Linked DNA regions of Homo sapiens: region 1 is linked to region 2. A link is a loop called in an ENCODE intact Hi-C map of the cell type or tissue named here. Cell type or tissue: GM12878. All regions are shown on one strand. Links, peaks and the distances in the headings refer to the core of each region. The heading gives the core; the rest is flanking DNA. Region 1 overlaps FNDC3B (fibronectin type III domain containing 3B). Region 2 overlaps FNDC3B (fibronectin type III domain containing 3B).

Region 1 (8,333 bases), core at 128-8,127, 140 kb before region 2:
AAATGCTTACATATTCTTTTCACCTCTTGTTTTCTTTTTTGTTCTCAACTGGGACCTACTATTCTCCTCCCCATTGCTGAAAGGCAAATTCTTAGAAAGGGGCCATTTAGAGTATGTGTAGCTGAAGAACCTCAAATAGTTCTTCATTTAGCAAATATTTAATTTCTTGAGTTCTTTTTATGTTTTGAATATTCTTAGAGATACGAAAATGAATTTGATGTAGATTCTGCCCTTAAAGGGGTTTAAGTAAAATCTAGAAGCAGAATTTACACAGACAACCACACAGAAAACCCTAAATCTAAAGCCGATATGTAAACACATGATTACCATAGTAAGTGAGAACCTTGTACCGCGTTGGAGAAGTGTGAAGGGTCTCCCCAGAAGACATTGTTTTTCCTGGGGAGGGGATCACAGTAGTACAGATGTGAAAAATCTGCCCTAATATTTTTTGTTTGCACTATGTGGATGGAAATGAAAACTTACCTGTAACAAACAGTTTTATCTATAGAATGTTTTATAAGCCTATTTTTGTTCCTTTTCTATTATATGTCTACACAGAATATAAATTTACCCCATCAGGTGAAAGCTCAGCATAGGTGTGCAAGCCCCACTTGGCTAAAATATTGGTTAGAGCAATAAAATCCTGTGTTCCATTCCCAAACCAGTTCCAAGCCAGGTAATGGGTTGAAAAGGCCTTTGATTAGTTGGATTTCCTATAAACCAACTCTGAAGTACGCATGCATTGATTGAATTAATAGAAGAGCCCTTCATTCCCTTGCCAGAGCCTGGTGTTGCTTAATCTTTTAGTAGTTCCACTAAAGCTTTTGGTTTCTAAGCCCAAATGAGATTACAACCAGCAAATTTTAAAGAAGTGGAGCTAAGAGAGACGAGTATAGTAATAACAAGTCTGAAAAACTGCAAGAGGACACAAGAATTCTGAGTGAGCCTGGTAGTTTCTAGTGAGATTTCCATTTAAAGTTTTGATAGTTAACCTTCCATGGACTATCTCAGATCATTCTTTGGATTCATAAAGTATTTTTGTTAGTTTCCTTGCCATAGCCAAATAAAAATAATCTCTGAATTGAGTTAGGAAATTTAGTTCCTGCTACAACTGCAGATTTCATGTACAGGAAGAGGAAGGGGTGGGCAATTACAGAGGATTAGGGAACATCCCTTTAGAGTTCTTCCTGGGATGACAATGGTCGAATGAGATAATGTGAGAGTGCTTTGCAGTTGGAAAGTGCTGTAGGAACCCTGAATTCATCTGAAACTGTAGCTTAGTGTTTAAATGATGTCTGTTATTACTTTTTTGAATAGTCTGGAGTGCTTGTTAAAGAAAAAATTATTCTGTGATATTTGTTGAATGAAGCACAGTGAGGAAGACTTTACTCAGGGCCCTTGTAATAGCTATAGGGACCACTGCAATAGGGTCTTGCAGTGGGGGAGAGAGAATAGGCTCAATTCTGAATACATCATCATGGGCAAGTGGGAATTTATAGCCAAGGAGCAGTGTGGGGATCAGTGGATGGAAAATTACTAAGACAAAACCTAAGGGGTAAGGGGGCTTCTGACTCAATTGCCCTAATAAGATTCTTGGTGAAGACAGGCCAGGGTGTTGAGACATTACCTGGGGAGATGGTGGAGGATGAGGAACTTGATCAGATATTGGAGATGATCAGAAATTGAGGATGGAGGGTTCTGAAACTGACTTAACAGGATTCTTTGCTAAAACCAGATTCTACAAGGAAATACACATATGGGCCTAGCGGAAGATACAGAACCCTAACTGAAGTTTGGCTGACCAAAAAGAATCTTTGTTACTGTTAAGTATTCGGATTCCTGGGCCTAATGCCAGGTCTACTGAATCAAGATCTCTGAAGACAAAGATGTCAGAATCTACATTTTAACAGACTCCTTGGGCACTTCTTTTACCCATTACGTTAGAGCTGCTTAGATAGAAGTTGCAACTTTTTTGGAGTCTGAGTTTGTAGTTGTAAAACTTTGCTTTTTGATAGAAGGTGAGTATGAATGTGGTAGCTCAATCAGAGTGGGCCACATTGTAACTAAGTGAAGGGATTCTCAAACATCTGTCTTGGAGATAGAGATGGAAAGATTCATGTCTTGAAAGCTTATACTGTATTATATTTAATTTCCTTATATGATAAAATTTACCAAATAGCTCTGAGGAAGGAATCATTTTTACCACCATCTTTTTTTTTTTTTTTTTTTTTGCACAGGGGCAAATTGAAGCTTAGAAAGGAACTTTTTCTTTTCTTTTATAAAATTTTACTTTAAGTTCCAGGATACATGTGCAGAACGTGCAGGTTTATTACATAGGTAAATGTGTACTATGGTGGTTTGCTGCACCTTAACCCATCGCCTAGGTATTAAGCCCTGCATGCATTAGTTATTTGTCCTGATGCTCTCCCTCCCCTCACCCCTGTCCCTGACAGGCCCCAGTGTGTGTTGTTCCCCTCCCTGTGTCCTTGTGTTCTCATTGTTCAACTCCCACTTATGAGTGAGAACATGCAGTGTTCGGTTGTCTGTTCCTCTGTTAGTTTGCTGAGGATGATGCTTCCAGCTTCATCCATGTCCCTGCAGAGGACGTGATCTCATTTCTTTTTGTGGCTGCATAGTATTCCATGGTGTCTGTGTACCACATTTAGAAAGGAACTTTCTTAGGACCATACAACTGGTTGTGGAAGGAGCAGAAATTGAACACTGGCCTGTCTGGGTCTGAAGCCCAAGCTCTCAGCCTCCATGCACTCTGAATTGCCTAGTGCTGATGGCCACAGTCATCAGGGAATAGAGGTTAAGGGAGGAGAGGCAGGCAGAGGCTAAAGTGTCACTCCAGCTGTGGGCTAAAGGATGCTGACCTGTGGACATTAGCCCAAACCCCAGCAAACCCATTAGGCATGATACACTACTATGTAAATTTAAGGCCTAGGAGACATTTGTAGCAAGCTGGTTGCTGTCACCGAGAGCTCATATATTGACTTTGTCAAGCAAGAGTGAGAAGAGAAGATCACATGTTTTACTTAACATTGCCTGTAAACTTTTCACAAGACTTTTCAAATCAATACTTATGCTTTTTCTTTCCATATTGTAAGACACTCAGACTGGTAAGTGAAGGGACTTTAAAGCTTGGCATTGGTTTAGGGCTGTAGCTATGGGGGTAGCAGGAAAAGATGGGAGGAGGGAAAAGCGAAAGAGCTGGACACATGTGGACACTCAGCCGGGGCATCCCTGGGACCCCACATTCTTGAGATTTTATTATGTCTTGAGACCAAATATATGTGGAGGGAGTGATGGTAAAGGTGATAAAAGTGCAAGTTATAATAGAATTTCATAGATAGGGAAAATTGAAAGAAGGATAATATAGTTTATGGGTAAAAAGCCTGTGCCACATTCTGAGAGCTTCAGGGTCTTTTTCTTCCACACTACCCCCTTCAGCGCCTCCACATACCCAGGGGGTAAGCTCTAGTATTTTTGATTTTCATATTTCTGCCTTGTGATTAAATATGAATACCATATTGACTAGAAAATTGGTTTGTCTTTAAATTATGGTTTTGAAAAGGTTTACTCTCTTTTGCTATTCCATAGAGGTTAGTAGGCCATAGGGCCCCTTTATCTTATTTATTTATTTATTTGTTCATTTATTTAGGGACAGAGTCTTGCTTTATTGCCCAGGCTGGAGTGCGGTGGTGCAATCTTAGCCCACTGCAAAGTCCGCCTCCCAGGTTCAAGCGATTCTCCTGCCTCAGCCTCCCGAATAGCTGGGATTACAGGCACGCGCCACCATGCCTGGCTAATGTTTGTATTTTTAGTAGAGACGGGTTTTCACCATGTTGGCCAGGCTGGTCTCGAACTCCTGACCTCAGGTGATCTGCCCGCCTTGGCCTCCCAAAGTGCTGAGATTACAGGTTTGAGCTGCCGTGCCTGGCCGGGCCTGTTTATAACTATTATGCTCAAGGTAAATGTAGAATGTAGAAATTAAGGTGAATAAAACATTCATATTAAAAGCAAAACATTAATTTTGTATGTTCAGGATATATGGTATGAGCTGGGACACCTGGGCTTTGAGCCACAACTTCACTGTCTACAACACACACAAACTTCCTCCCTCCCCCACTGTATCCCCTCCCCCACCACCTCCGACCTCCACCCCAACTGTAAAAGTTGAAGCTGAGCATGGTGGCTCCCGGCTGTAATTCCAATACTTCGATAAGTTAAGGTGGGAGGACCACTTGAGCCCAGGAGTTTGATGTTAGCCTGGGCAACATGGCAAGACTCCGTCTCTACAAAAAATACAAAAAGTTAGCTGGGCATGGTGGCGACTGCCTGTAGACTGAGCTACTTGGGATGCTGAGGTAGGAGGATCATTTGAGCCCAGATGACATCACTGCACTCCAGCCCAGGCAACAGAGTGAGGCCCTGTCTCCAAAAAAAAAAAAAAAAAAAAAAAAAAAGAGTGTAAACAGGTAATTTTACTGGGCCTTAGTTTCGTTTCTTCATCTCTCTGATGAGGGGTGTGGCTGAATGACCTCTTTGGGGTTTTTACATTTCACAGTTGTCAATCATAATTTTCTGTGACCCTGACCAAGCCTCACTCTGACCTAATGACTCATACAAACATTTCTCTTCTTCTCTTCATGTTTGCGTATTTTGATTGCACATGTACCTTGGACTTAGTGGGGTCACTGGCAAAGCAAGTGTATTTTCTGAAATACACCAGAGAAGTGGGTGTGCACAGTGTTTTCCCTTGGGTCGAGCCATGCTTCTGCTGTCCTTCCAGCTGGAATCTGTCAGATGTGGACTGTGGATCTCCTGAGTGCTTAGTAAAAATGCAGAATCCTGGGCCCCTTGCAGACCTGTTGAGGGGGAGTCTCTGGAAGTAAGGCTCTGGGCTCTGCATTTTAATAAGCCCCTAAGTGATCCCCAGGCTCACTACTGTTTGAGAACATGAATGATTCTCCTCTAAGTATGCACTGTGGTCTTTAGATAGAACCCATGGTTCCCTCAAGGCAGGGGTCATGCTGTGTGTGTGTTTATAAATGAAACTTCTCAGGATAAATTGTGATCATCTAGTTTATTCACTCATGAAACAAATACTTGCATCCTTCTTTTATACAAAGTCCTGTGTTAGTTGTGGGAATGGAGAGAAGAGAATGTATCTAAGGAGGCAGAGCAGACAGATTTTGGCAACTGATTAGATATGAGGGATGTGGGAGAGGTCAAAGTTAGCTAGCGGGTTTGATCCGGAGTGTGGAACTCTAGTTGTGCCAGTACAGAAATGGGCAGACAGTCATTGGAACAGTTTTGAGAAGAAAGATGCCCATATAGGAAAGAGCCCATAGAATGGTTATAAAATATGCCTGGATTTGTGGAACCAGTTCTAAAGCTGGCATTACTTTCAGATTCTTAGTATCTTAGAGGTGGGTGTGATCTTGTAGATCCTGTTTCAGTCTCCTCAGAAGCGGGAAAAATTGGTATCATTTGGAGGCTATTGTTTAGGTTGGGGCAAAAAAATATAATGGGGGGAGACATTATATATAAAGGTGATATTTACTTCTTAGACTTGAGAGAAGCTGGCTTTCTTAATAATCTCTAACTGATTTTGAACCTCTATTAGAATAAGCCCTGGAAATAATATTGGAAATGATATAGGCATTCTAAGTAGATATATTCTAAGATGACAGCCTGGTGTGGTGGCTCATGCCTGTAATCCCTGTACTTTGGGAGGCCGAGGCAGGTGGATGGATCTCTTGAGCCCAGCAGTTCGAGACCAGCCTGGATACCACGATGAAACCCTGTCTCTACCAAAAATACAAAAATTGGCTGGGTGTGGTGGCGTGTGGTCCCAGCTACTCAGGAGGCTGAGGTGGGAGGATCACTGGAACCTGGGAAGTCAAGGGTGCAGTGAGCTATGATTACACCACTGTACTCCAGAGCTGGGTGCCAGAGTGAGACTCTGTCTCCAAAAAAAAAAAAAAAAAAACAAAAAAAAACACCTTTAGAATTTACTGTCTTGTGGTCAAGTAGAATGTTGGCCCGTCTTCTTCAAAGACAGCCTTTCTCTCCTGATTTCCCTTAAACTAAGGAGGAGGGAAGTAATTAAGATTTTCAGTGGGAAGCCAGGCGTGGTGGCTCATGCCTGTAATCCCGGCACTTTGGGAAGCCTAGGTGGGCATATCACGAGGTCACAAGATTGAGACCTGCCTGACCAACATGGTGAAACCCCATCTCTACTAAAAATACAAAAATTAGCTAGGTGTGGTGGCACACACCTGTAGTGCCAGCTACTTGGGAGGCTGAGGCTGGAGAATTGCTTGAACCCAGGAAGCAGAGGTTGCAGTGAGCCGAGATCACGCCACTGCACTCCAGCCTGGTGACAGAGCAAGACTCCATCTCAAAAAAAAAAAAAAAAAAAAAAAAGATTTTCAGTGGGAGCACAGACTGCTGCTCACTCACTGAGTGGATTTCATTATGTAGTCTCAGTGTTTCCCAGACTGCTTGACAAATGAAGGATGTACGTTATTGCTTTTTCCTTACTTTGGCCTGAGAATGATGCAAAGCAGGCCTGTTGCATTACCAAGCATCTTGGGATGCTGCACTGAGTAATAGGCTTTTAGTATGTGTTACCTTGTCAACAGCAGTGACTGCTATGCCCAGGACATCAGCATTGAGTTGTTTTTGCACTTGTGGGGGTGACTTCCTATTGTCCTACCAGAATCAGCAAGGTAAGTTGGGAGAAATCCTTTGTCAGCAGGATGAGAAGCAGCAAGTGAAGGCTGGGCTCAGTGGAGGAGAACAATTCTAGGAGCTGGCGTGGTCACAGGAAGGATAGAGAACACGGAGGTCAGGAGGAAGCATGAGTCAGGCTGGTGGCTGTCCGGGGTCTTCTCACATTAGCAGCTGGAGAGCCAGGGCTGAAGGTTGAGTCGTAAGTGGCCAGCCTTGTGAATGTGGTATGCTAGACACCAACAGAACTTCCTGGAGCTGGGAGTTTCCTGGGGTCTTCCTGATGTGTAAGAACTGATGATCAGGACCTTACAGGTTATGTGTCTATTTTGGTTGTCCGCTCTGACAGGGCAGTGGTGTTGTGGTAGATACACTTTTGCTGGAGGCATTTGCTAGGTGAGTGGGCAAGATGTGATTTGTATTGGGTGTAATACTCAATCCAGCAGTGCTTCTCTGCTGCAGTCAAGTCCAGACTGCAAGAACCTGTTAAACGCAGGGAATTCCAACATAGAATCTTAAGAAGTTTCTCTACTTTGAATGTATCCTCCATGTTTTTCGTGTCGACAGAAGTAAAAGTGCAGTGATACATGAGTAAATTTTCAGCTCTCTTATCATAGGATTTGTTTAATTTGGTACCAGGATGTAATGAACTTGAGGTGTGTGAATGAGAAATGGAGATGAAGTGTTTTATTAGTTTAGAAAAGGGAGTAAAAGGAACTCTGAGTGTAGGCACGAAGCTTTCAGCTCTGAAACTTCACCTTTTTGCCACACTAGCAGCAGAGAAATTACGGAAAGCTGATTGTGTTGTCTATTTGGCAAGTCAAAGCAAGATACAGCAAGCTAAAAGATGAGTCTTCTAGATTGCTTTCACCTTCTGTGACATGAAATTTCTAAAAATAAGAAATAAGGAGCCCCTGGGCAGTTGCTCTTTAGAATTTGTGTGGACAGATCCAGGTCATCCTTGTTCTTCTTTGTGTTTTTTATGAAGTGAGACTTTCTGATTAGTGAGCCAGAAATTTAATCTGACAGCTTTTAAGTTTGATGATTTAAAAACACAATTGGTTATAAAAATTTTAAATTTATAATTTCCAGTAAAGTAGGAAATGAAAATTACCCTTTTGCTCCCAATTTCACTTCCAGAGGTTTATATTTACCATGTACTAAAACCTATCATTTCTCATCTACTTTATAAATGTATGAAAAACTCTGATTTTATACCTCTTTTGCTGTGTGTCATTAACATGATTTGCTTAACTTAATTTTATGTCCAGTATGGCTCTTGAGAGAGGGAACTGTGTCAGAATGTGTGTATCATTTTAACCCATTTCTGGTTGTTGTTGGAAACACAGTTAAGTTGCTTACTGGTCTTACTGCTGGTTTGCTTTATAAGAAAATTCAATCCGTTTTGTCTTCAGGTAACACTACATTTCTTTCAGTCTTCTGAGACATTTCATGGTTTCACTTATCCAGGTGTTGCTAATCTTACATAGCAGTTTATATGCCTTGTCTATTCTTCTTAACTAAGATAACCTGTTGAAGTATTATTAAATTCAACTATATTATAAAATTATTAAACTGTAGGCGGGATGTGT
Region 2 (8,333 bases), core at 22-8,021:
GCTGTGATAGCTGAAAAAGCAAACGTACGCCTATCCTCTTGTGCTTTTAAGCAGACACAAATAAAACACGTTGCCATATGCTTCTCAAATTGTTCTGTCCAGTAGCTTCTTTGCTTTGTATTATACCCCTCTCATTTCCCATCCCCTTATAAAGATGAAAAAATGGTGCTATCGGGTTTCCTGGCAATGAGAATTCAAGCAGTAGTAACAAGTTCATTCCTGCCCATCCTGTCATTTCAGAAGTGAAGTTTCTGACAGAACAGTCTGGCAGTCTGTGTTTCTAAATTTAGAGCTAAGTTGAGGATCAGTAGCACTCTTGAGAGTAGCTCACTTGGGTTGGTCTTTGGGTCCCACATTCCTATGCTATACAGGCCTTAGCTTCAAGAAGGAAACAGGAGAACGGCATCTGGTCTGTAGGAAGTGTGAACACATAAGGCTCTGGCCATCCCTCTGAATCCTTCTGCTGGTAGTTTCTACAGCCAGGTGCATCTCTTTGGTACCAGGACTGTTTCCAGACTCTGCCTTAATAGAAGGCAGTGAGGCAGGAGAATGGGAAGTGGATGTTTTGCTGGAATCACCCTTTCCCCACCCCTCCCCTCTCTAAGAGCCACAGCTCTCCCCTCCTCTCCTCTTCAAGGATATCTGCTCCAGCCACACACCCATAAACCTGTCTGCCATCCAGGGGGCTGAAGAAACAAACTTAGATTGCAGAAAGTTTTTGAGGTGCACAGAGACACAAATCACTGCCTGAGAGTGAGACAGTGCTGCTCAGAGTCTTGAAGAAGGTTGTGTTCAGGCATAGCACTCTTCCCTGTCTCTGCTCTGGCACCTGGTCTGAGAATCATGACTTTGAGGTGAGGTTGCCTCATCTCCATATATGCAACCACTAATGTCCAGGTATCCCCTGCAGCCCCATATTTTTATTACAGTATAACAGCATGGATTAGAGTTCCAGAATACTTTAGTCTTTTGTTGTTTGTAATCACCTTTGCAATAAAATGAGTAGAGTAAAATTTTGAAAGTGTTGGTTAAACAAGAAGACAGGGCATCAAGCCCAGCTTTCAAGCCTCTTAAAAAAAGACTTGCATGGAAAAAGAGCAGCAGCCTTTATTTCTGCTGAGATTAGGAATGCTGTGCCGAGTTGACCTTCATGGGAAGATCCACCTTAATCAGCAGCTAACTATATGCTGGGCTCTGAAGTACAAGGGCAGGTGGAACCCTAATGGGGAGCAGAAAACAGAAACGCATTACAGTACAGGGGAAATCTGATCCACCATCTCTCCTCTCTTAAATTCACTGTCATTAATTTTGCATCACTGTAGCATAGAATTCACTTGGAAATTACTCATTAATAGTTCTATACTAGGGTTAACTGCCTGTTATTTCTCCATTAATAACTAACTAGACAACATCTTAATTTTTAAATCAATACAAGAAGTTACTATGACTATGAAATGGTAATTAGCAGCTAAAAACGGAATTTACAGCCGGGCGCGGTGGCTCACGCCTGTAATCCTAGCACTTTGGGAGGCCCAGACGGGTGGATTGCCTGAGCTCAGGAGTTCGAGACCAGCCTGGGCAACACGGTGAAACCTCGTCTCTACTAAAATACAAAAAATTAGCTGGGCATGACAGTGGGCGCCTATAGTCCCAGCTACTTGGGAGGCTGAGGCAGGAGAATTGCTAGAACCCGGGAAGCAGAGGTTGCAGTGAGCCAAGATTGCACCACTGCGCTCCAGCCTGGGCGACAGAGCGAGACTTGTCTCTGAAAAGAAAAAAAAGGAATTTACAGGTGTCATTGGCTTTTCAGCTGTGGCCTTCAGTTTCGATTTTCACCTGAAACAGGTCAGTTTTTATTACTTGAGAAGGTGTGGCCATTCCTTGCCAAGTTCCCTTGTGGTGACTCGTGAGCTTTAGTGTTTAGAGCCATGGGGTTTAATAACTGACCCCGCATTTTTGTAGATTTTTAGCCGCTTTCCTCCTTCAGGAGACACCCCATTAGGAGCAGAAAGGCAGAAGGTCATTTTCAAGTCTTTTTCACTTGAACGTTAGATGAGTCACATCACATTTTTATTTCAGTGTCCCCGCCCCCGTGTTTACACTTTAATCTACAAGCACTTGTCATTCTGATGGGTAGCAGAAAGCAGATCAGAAGCTCCTAAAAAGGAGCTTGGTTAACAGCAAAACAATGACTAGATGCTAGATTTTTCAAGGTATAGGTTCTTTCCACAATGGAGAGTCAGTGAGAGGGGGAAGGCGGACACCATGCTTGAGACACTATACCCGTTGGCCGCACCCACACTAATCCCTTTGACTGCCCATCTTTTTTGGGCACCCTTCCAAGCTACATTGACCCTGCATTGCTTCTCTTTTCCTTCTTCTTTCTTCTTCTTTTTTTTTTTTTTTTTTTTTTTTGAGATGGAGTTTTACTCTTGTTGCCCAGGCTGGAGTGCAACGGCACAATCTCAGCTCACTGCAACCTCTGTCTCTCAGGTTCAAGCGATTCCCCTGCCTCGGCCACTCGAGCAGCTGAGATTACAGGCGTCTGCCACCACACCCAGCTAATTTTTATATTTTTAGTATGTTTCACCATGTTGGCCAGGATGGTCTCCAACTCCTGACCTCAGGTGATCACCCAGCTCAGTTTCCCAAAGTGCTGGGATTACAGGTGTGAGCCACCATGCCCAGCCCTGCTTCTTTTCTTGATGACATATCACTATCTAGCAGAGGTGGGAGTTTTTCTCTAGAAGAAGCTATGGGAGAAGGATTGAGGATATAGAGGGCTCTAGGTTAGGGAAGGGCTTTTAGGAAAAAAAAAACTAGGAACCTCTGGGTTGAGTCATTCATAAATGTCTGCCCAGTCTGTTTTAATGTTCCTAAACAGATCGTGATCTGGCCTTATTCTTGAAAACTTGAGTAAAGGAGTGAATTTTAATGGGCAAATAAGAACTTTTTATTTTAGAAAAAATTAGTTACATAAAGAAAGTATTTATGCAAAGTTGGCTTGTTTTAAGTTCTGCCTTAAGATATTGTTTTAATTTGAACCATACAGAACACTAACTGGTGCTGCTGCAGCTGTCAGAACAAATACAGGTCACCTAAGATCTTGCTATGAATATGTGGCATGGATTCATATTGATGATATATATCAATGATATGATGTTTATCTAAAGAAACCTGAATTAATCGTCTCAGCTTTGTCTCTGTCTTCATCCATTTTGTGCTGCTGTAACAGAATACCTGAGACTGGTTACTTTATAAAGAACAGAGATGTATTTCTTACAGTTCTGCAAGCTGGGAAGTTCAAGGTCAAGGACTTGTATCTGGCAAGGGCCTTCTTGCTGTGTCCTCCCATAATAGAAGACAGGAGGGCAAGACAGCGCAAGCGTGAGAGAGGGAAGGGAACCAAACTCGTCTTTTTATCAGGAACCCACTCCTGTGATAACAAACTCACTCCTGTCAAAATGGCAATGCATTTGTGAGGATAGAGCCCTTGTGACCTAATCACCTTTTCAAGGAAAAAAAAATGACCACCTCTCAACATGTTGCATTGGGGATTAATTTTCTTTTTCTTTTTTTCTTTTTTTTTTTTGAGACAGAGTCTTGCTCTGTCGCCCAGGCTGGAGTGCAGTGGTGCGATCTCAGCTCACTGCAACGTCTGCCTCCCGGGTTCACGCCTTTCTCCTGCCTCAGCCTCCCGAGTAACTGGGACTACAGGCGCCTGCCACCACGCCCAGCTAATTTTTTTGTATTTTTAATAGAGACGGGGTTTCACCATGTTAGCCAGCATGGTCTCGATCTCCTGACCTCGTGATCCGCCTGCCTCGGCCTCCCAAAGTGCTGGGATTACAGGCGTGAGCCACCACGCCCGGCCGGGGATTAATTTTCTAACACATAAACATGGGGGACACATTCAAACCATAACAGTTTCTAGTTACTCATGGTATACCCCAAGCAGGTAATTTAACGCCTTAGCCTCGGCCTTTCCACTGGAAAAACAGTGTCAGTTATCTCACGGGTACGTAAGACTGAATGAGATAAGTTGGACAACAGCCGATTCAGTGTAACGATTGTTCCATATTGTTGATATAAGTTTACCTAAGCAGATGCTAAGATCTGAGATAGGGACAGTCAACAATTAGAACAATCATGTATAAGGAATATGACATTCTTCTGTCAGGAACTTAAACAAGAGCCCTGAGGTTTATGTCACTTGTTTGAACTAAATAAAAACTGATGTTAGTGCTATCGATGGATGTTAACTTGCTATTAGCCTAACTTCTGGACATGACATGCAGGGCACAGAATAACCAGAAAAAGCACTTTGTGGGAATGTGACTACTGGAGTCCCCAAAAACCTTCCTCACTTGTGACCCAGCTAGCCCAAAAGGAAGTTCACATCTGGATACACAGAATAACCAGAAAAAGAGCTTTGTGGGAATGTGACTACTGGAGTTCCCAAAAACCTTCCTTACTCATGACTCAGCTAGCCCAAAAGGAAGTTCACATTTGGTTTCCCTGGTGACTAATGAGCCAACACAGCTGTAAAACACAGTGGACTAAGAATGAAACAGATGCCACAGAAATCAGGGGAAGCATAATTAAAAGTTGAGAGAGGAGAAAAGGCCAGCAGCCGGTAGAACCCATGCCCCTGGGGAGCCATTAGCAGGTCAGGCCAGGCCAGGCAGGCCCAGCAGTCCTGTCACAGAAACCTCCTGAAGCAGGTGGCCAGCCCCAGATTGCAGCTTCTTGGACTTCTGTATCATTCAGGAGGAGCCTTGTTTAGGGATTGAGTTGGCCCCGTAGAAGATAATCAGTAAGAGATCAATTAATCAGACTCCTGCTTAGCTCAAGTGTTGAATAGTTCATATGGATGATCTCTCATAATCCTTCTGAGTGAATTTGCACAAACCTTTTCTGGTTAGATAACAACTGTTCTGAGAATGAAGGGAATGGAGCAGCTACAAGCACAGTAATTAACTAGGTCCCACAGCATGGATGAAGAGAGCCCCCTGAGAATTTGCTTGACTCCAGCTCTCTAAGGTGCCACACTGCCTTAGGGTGGACAGTGTGTTGGTTGGTTTCATGACAAAAGCCAGGAAGGTCAGCTTTCATTCCCCTGCCCAGGCCCACATGCACTTTGGTCATTCTTGGCAACTGTGGGGATTGGAAAGTGGGGTTCTAAGTTCATTTTGGCTCTGTCCATCAGAGACCATCTTTCACATGAGTGCCCACTGCCATGTCTTACGGTTGTTTCAGAAAGCCAAGAGAATTGCTGCCCCACTATAGCTGCTATTGAAGGAAACTAAGCCAGGAAGGATTGAATAACTCAGAGGCATCTTTAGGTGCCACTTCATGATTAAAAGGAGCCCCCTCTTTTAGGGACCTCAGTCTCAGAGATCCACACACCTGTAGCAGATTCTCTGCCTTCTCTCTTTTACCATTTCTCGCATGTGTACATGATGAGGTTGTGTGTTTGGGAAGCAAACTTGATGTGGAGCTTCTTGCTGAGGCTAAATTATAAATCTCCTCTTGGTTCCTGACACCTGATTTATCAACTCGCCTTTGTCATGGCTTCTCATCGTGAGCTGGAAGAAGACTGCCTTGGGCCTTCACTAGGTGGATGGACCAACCCCATCCATCCCTTGGTTCATTTGTAAATTGTACTAACAGTCTGTTCTGAAATTAGGCCCTCGGCTCCCTTGCTCCCCCTTCCCTGAGACAGTCTTAACACATCGATCCTCTCAAAGCATTTGAAAACAGATGAACCTCAATATTTGGAGAAATACATAGGAAAATTTTCTTTGTGTGTTTGTTTAAACCAGAAGACCTAGTGATCATCCTTGGCTATTTCAGGCAGCCAAGCCTCCCCTCTTACAGAAAAGCTAGTGTGCTGAGGGATAAAATGCCTCCCTGTTTATTTGGTAACATGGAACCACAAATCATCCCACCCACTTTTCTTACCTTTGAAACATCCTCTGTGCCAGAGCGTGCAATAAAATGAAAGAGGCGTCCCTGGGGGAAGAGTGGGGTTTGGCACGAGGAACTTCTGAGTCCACCCAAATGCAGAGTGTCCCTCCCTCCCTGTTAGGAGCCTCTTATATATGGTTATGCTGAACACATACGTGCTCTTTTATTTCTGAAGCCAACATTGGTCTTTGATGTTGCCTAGGATCAGCCGGTGCTGGAACAGCTTCTAAATATAGACACTCTAGCAGACTAAATCTTAGAGTCTGGCCGTAGTTCAGTTGGCCAGTGCAACTTTATTTTTTATGTATTGTTGCCGTTTCTGACAGGTTGAACTATACTATTAACAGAGAATGGCCAGCCCAGAATCCTTCAGCCCATGTCTGGATTCAGCAGCCATGGGCCACAAGCACGTGACAACTGATAACCAAATTCATGGAACTTATTTAGCAGACAGTCATCAAACCTGGTAAGAGCAGCTCAGGAAGGCAGCAGGCATGGCTGTGGAAGAATCTGAAAGAGGCCGGGCTCAGTGGCTGACACCTGTAACCCCAGTACTTTGGGAGGCCGAGGCAGGTGGATCACCTGAGGTCAGGAGTTTGAGACCAGCCTGACCAACATGGTGAAACCCTGTCTCTACTAAAAATACAAAAATTAGCCGGGCATGGTGGCGCACTCCTGTAATCCCAGTTGCTTGGGAGGCTGAGGCAGGAGAATCGCTTGAACCTGGGAGGCGGAGGTTGAGGTGAGCCGAGATCATTCCACTGCACTCCAGCCTGGGTGACAGGGTGAGACTCTGACTCAAAAAAAACAAAAAAATCTGAAAGAGAAGGAGGACAGTGGAAAGATACCACACATCAAGAAAACATCAGGAGGAGTAAGTCACAAGACCAAAGGGAGAAAGTTCACCATGAATTCCAGCATCCTTGTGTTGGCCATTCTTAATCTTGTGCCAGGAATGAAGCAGTTATAAAGAGGAACAGGAAGTATCGTTTCCAATCTATTAATTTAAAAGCAGTTGAAAATATCAGCCAGCTTCATCTGTTAGTGCCAGCGGTGTTGGAAATACCCACTTCTAGTGTTGTTAGTGCCAGGGTAATTAGAAATGTTAGTCAGGGCAGCCACAGCCCCCACAGTCTACAGAATTACACTGGCAGGAAAACACTGTAGCCTGAATTAATTGGGATGTGTGTGAGTTACATGTATAGAATGAGCCATGAGTTGTGTTCCTTAATGGGAAACCAGCCCATTTAGAGGATTCATCTTCCCAAGTACTGAGGAAAGCTTTATGAGGATACTAAGTTAGTAAAGAAGAAAAATTAACTTGAAAAAGTTCTTTTGTTGTTGTTTTCAGTCTTTCAACTACACACTTTTACAAATCAACACAACAAATATATTTTTAAACATACTCTAAATATTAGTTGCATTTTATGATCTTAATCAAATACTTTTTATATACTTAGCTGCCAGTTTTCAAGTAGGTAGACCATCTGTAAATTTGTTTCTTCACTGGAACTCTTGTATGTTTGTAAACAGATACCCAGAGAGAGAGGTGGAAAGCTGGTTACATGAGGAAGTCCTTTGAAATGTTCTTTTCTTTGTTGACTCCTGTGGTTTTAGGCTATGTCATACCTAAACTGTCCCCTAGAGACCATTGCGTGTCTGGATTTAAAAATCTCCCAAGAGTTCTCTAAGTTTGGGATAGCATTATTAAAAGTCTTATTTCAATCTAAAATGTGATTCTGTAAGATGAAGTAACTGCATAGCTGTTGATTGGCAATTTTGGTTGATCTTTATCGTCTAGGAGTCTGGTTCTATTTTTAGCTTATACAAAAATAACTTTTAAAATTATTCAGAGAGGTCCTTACTTTGGTGGATGGCTTTGAAAGAAAAGGCATGTACTAAGTGCATGTAGAAAATAGGACCCATCATATGTTACACATTTATTTTGCTTTTGTTTTTGTTTTGTTTTGTTTTGTTTTGAGACAGGGTCTTGCTCTGTTGCCCAGGCTGGAGTGCAGTGGCACAGTCTCGGCTCACTACAGCGTCTGCCTCCCGGGTGCAAGCAATTCTCCTGCCTCAGCCTCCTGAGTAGCTGGGATTACAGGCATGCACCACCACACCCGGCTAATTATTGTATTTTTGTATTTTTATTTTTTTATGTTTATTATTTATTTATTTTTTATAAATTTTTTTTAGTAGAGATGGGGTTTCACCATATTGGCCAGGCTGGTCTCAAACTCCTGACCTCAGGTGATCCACCCGCCTCGGCCTCCCAAAGTGCCGGGATTACAGGCGTGAGCCACCATGCCCAGCCAGACATTTATTTTGTATGCTAGCATGCACATTACATTCCCCCACCTTCT

Evidence for each region. Hi-C counts contacts between places; a loop is a spot of excess contacts. Peaks named below come from ENCODE experiments on the same cell type or tissue, not always from the same donor. Only the 100,000 strongest peaks of a DNase experiment are listed, where the experiment ranks them.
Region 1: it touches region 2 in a loop (2.5-fold over the local background); 2 of 110 quality-filtered maps call a loop at or near these places.

What each region holds. Positions count from the first base shown.
Region 1 is chr3:172,175,417-172,183,749 of GRCh38, forward strand. All of the region lies in intron 3 of FNDC3B (fibronectin type III domain containing 3B), which reads left to right. LOC124906304 (a long non-coding RNA gene) reads left to right here. Exons shown (of 2, transcript XR_007096169.1): 2 at 1-5,601. Among named protein-coding and RNA genes, the nearest start is that of FNDC3B, 140 kb to the left of the region's middle. RefSeq lists enhancers at 4,355-4,514, 4,443-4,737, 6,703-6,997. In GM12878, for the core only: no CTCF peak of the experiment used is centred there; DNase peaks (open chromatin) are centred at 4,575 and 7,064; H3K27ac peaks cover 2,930 bases.
Region 2 is chr3:172,313,610-172,321,942 of GRCh38, forward strand. All of the region lies in intron 11 of FNDC3B (fibronectin type III domain containing 3B), which reads left to right. Among named protein-coding and RNA genes, the nearest start is that of GHSR, 130 kb to the right of the region's middle. RefSeq lists an enhancer at 1,077-1,975. In GM12878, for the core only: no CTCF peak of the experiment used is centred there; DNase peaks (open chromatin) are centred at 4,542 and 7,581; H3K27ac peaks cover 2,099 bases.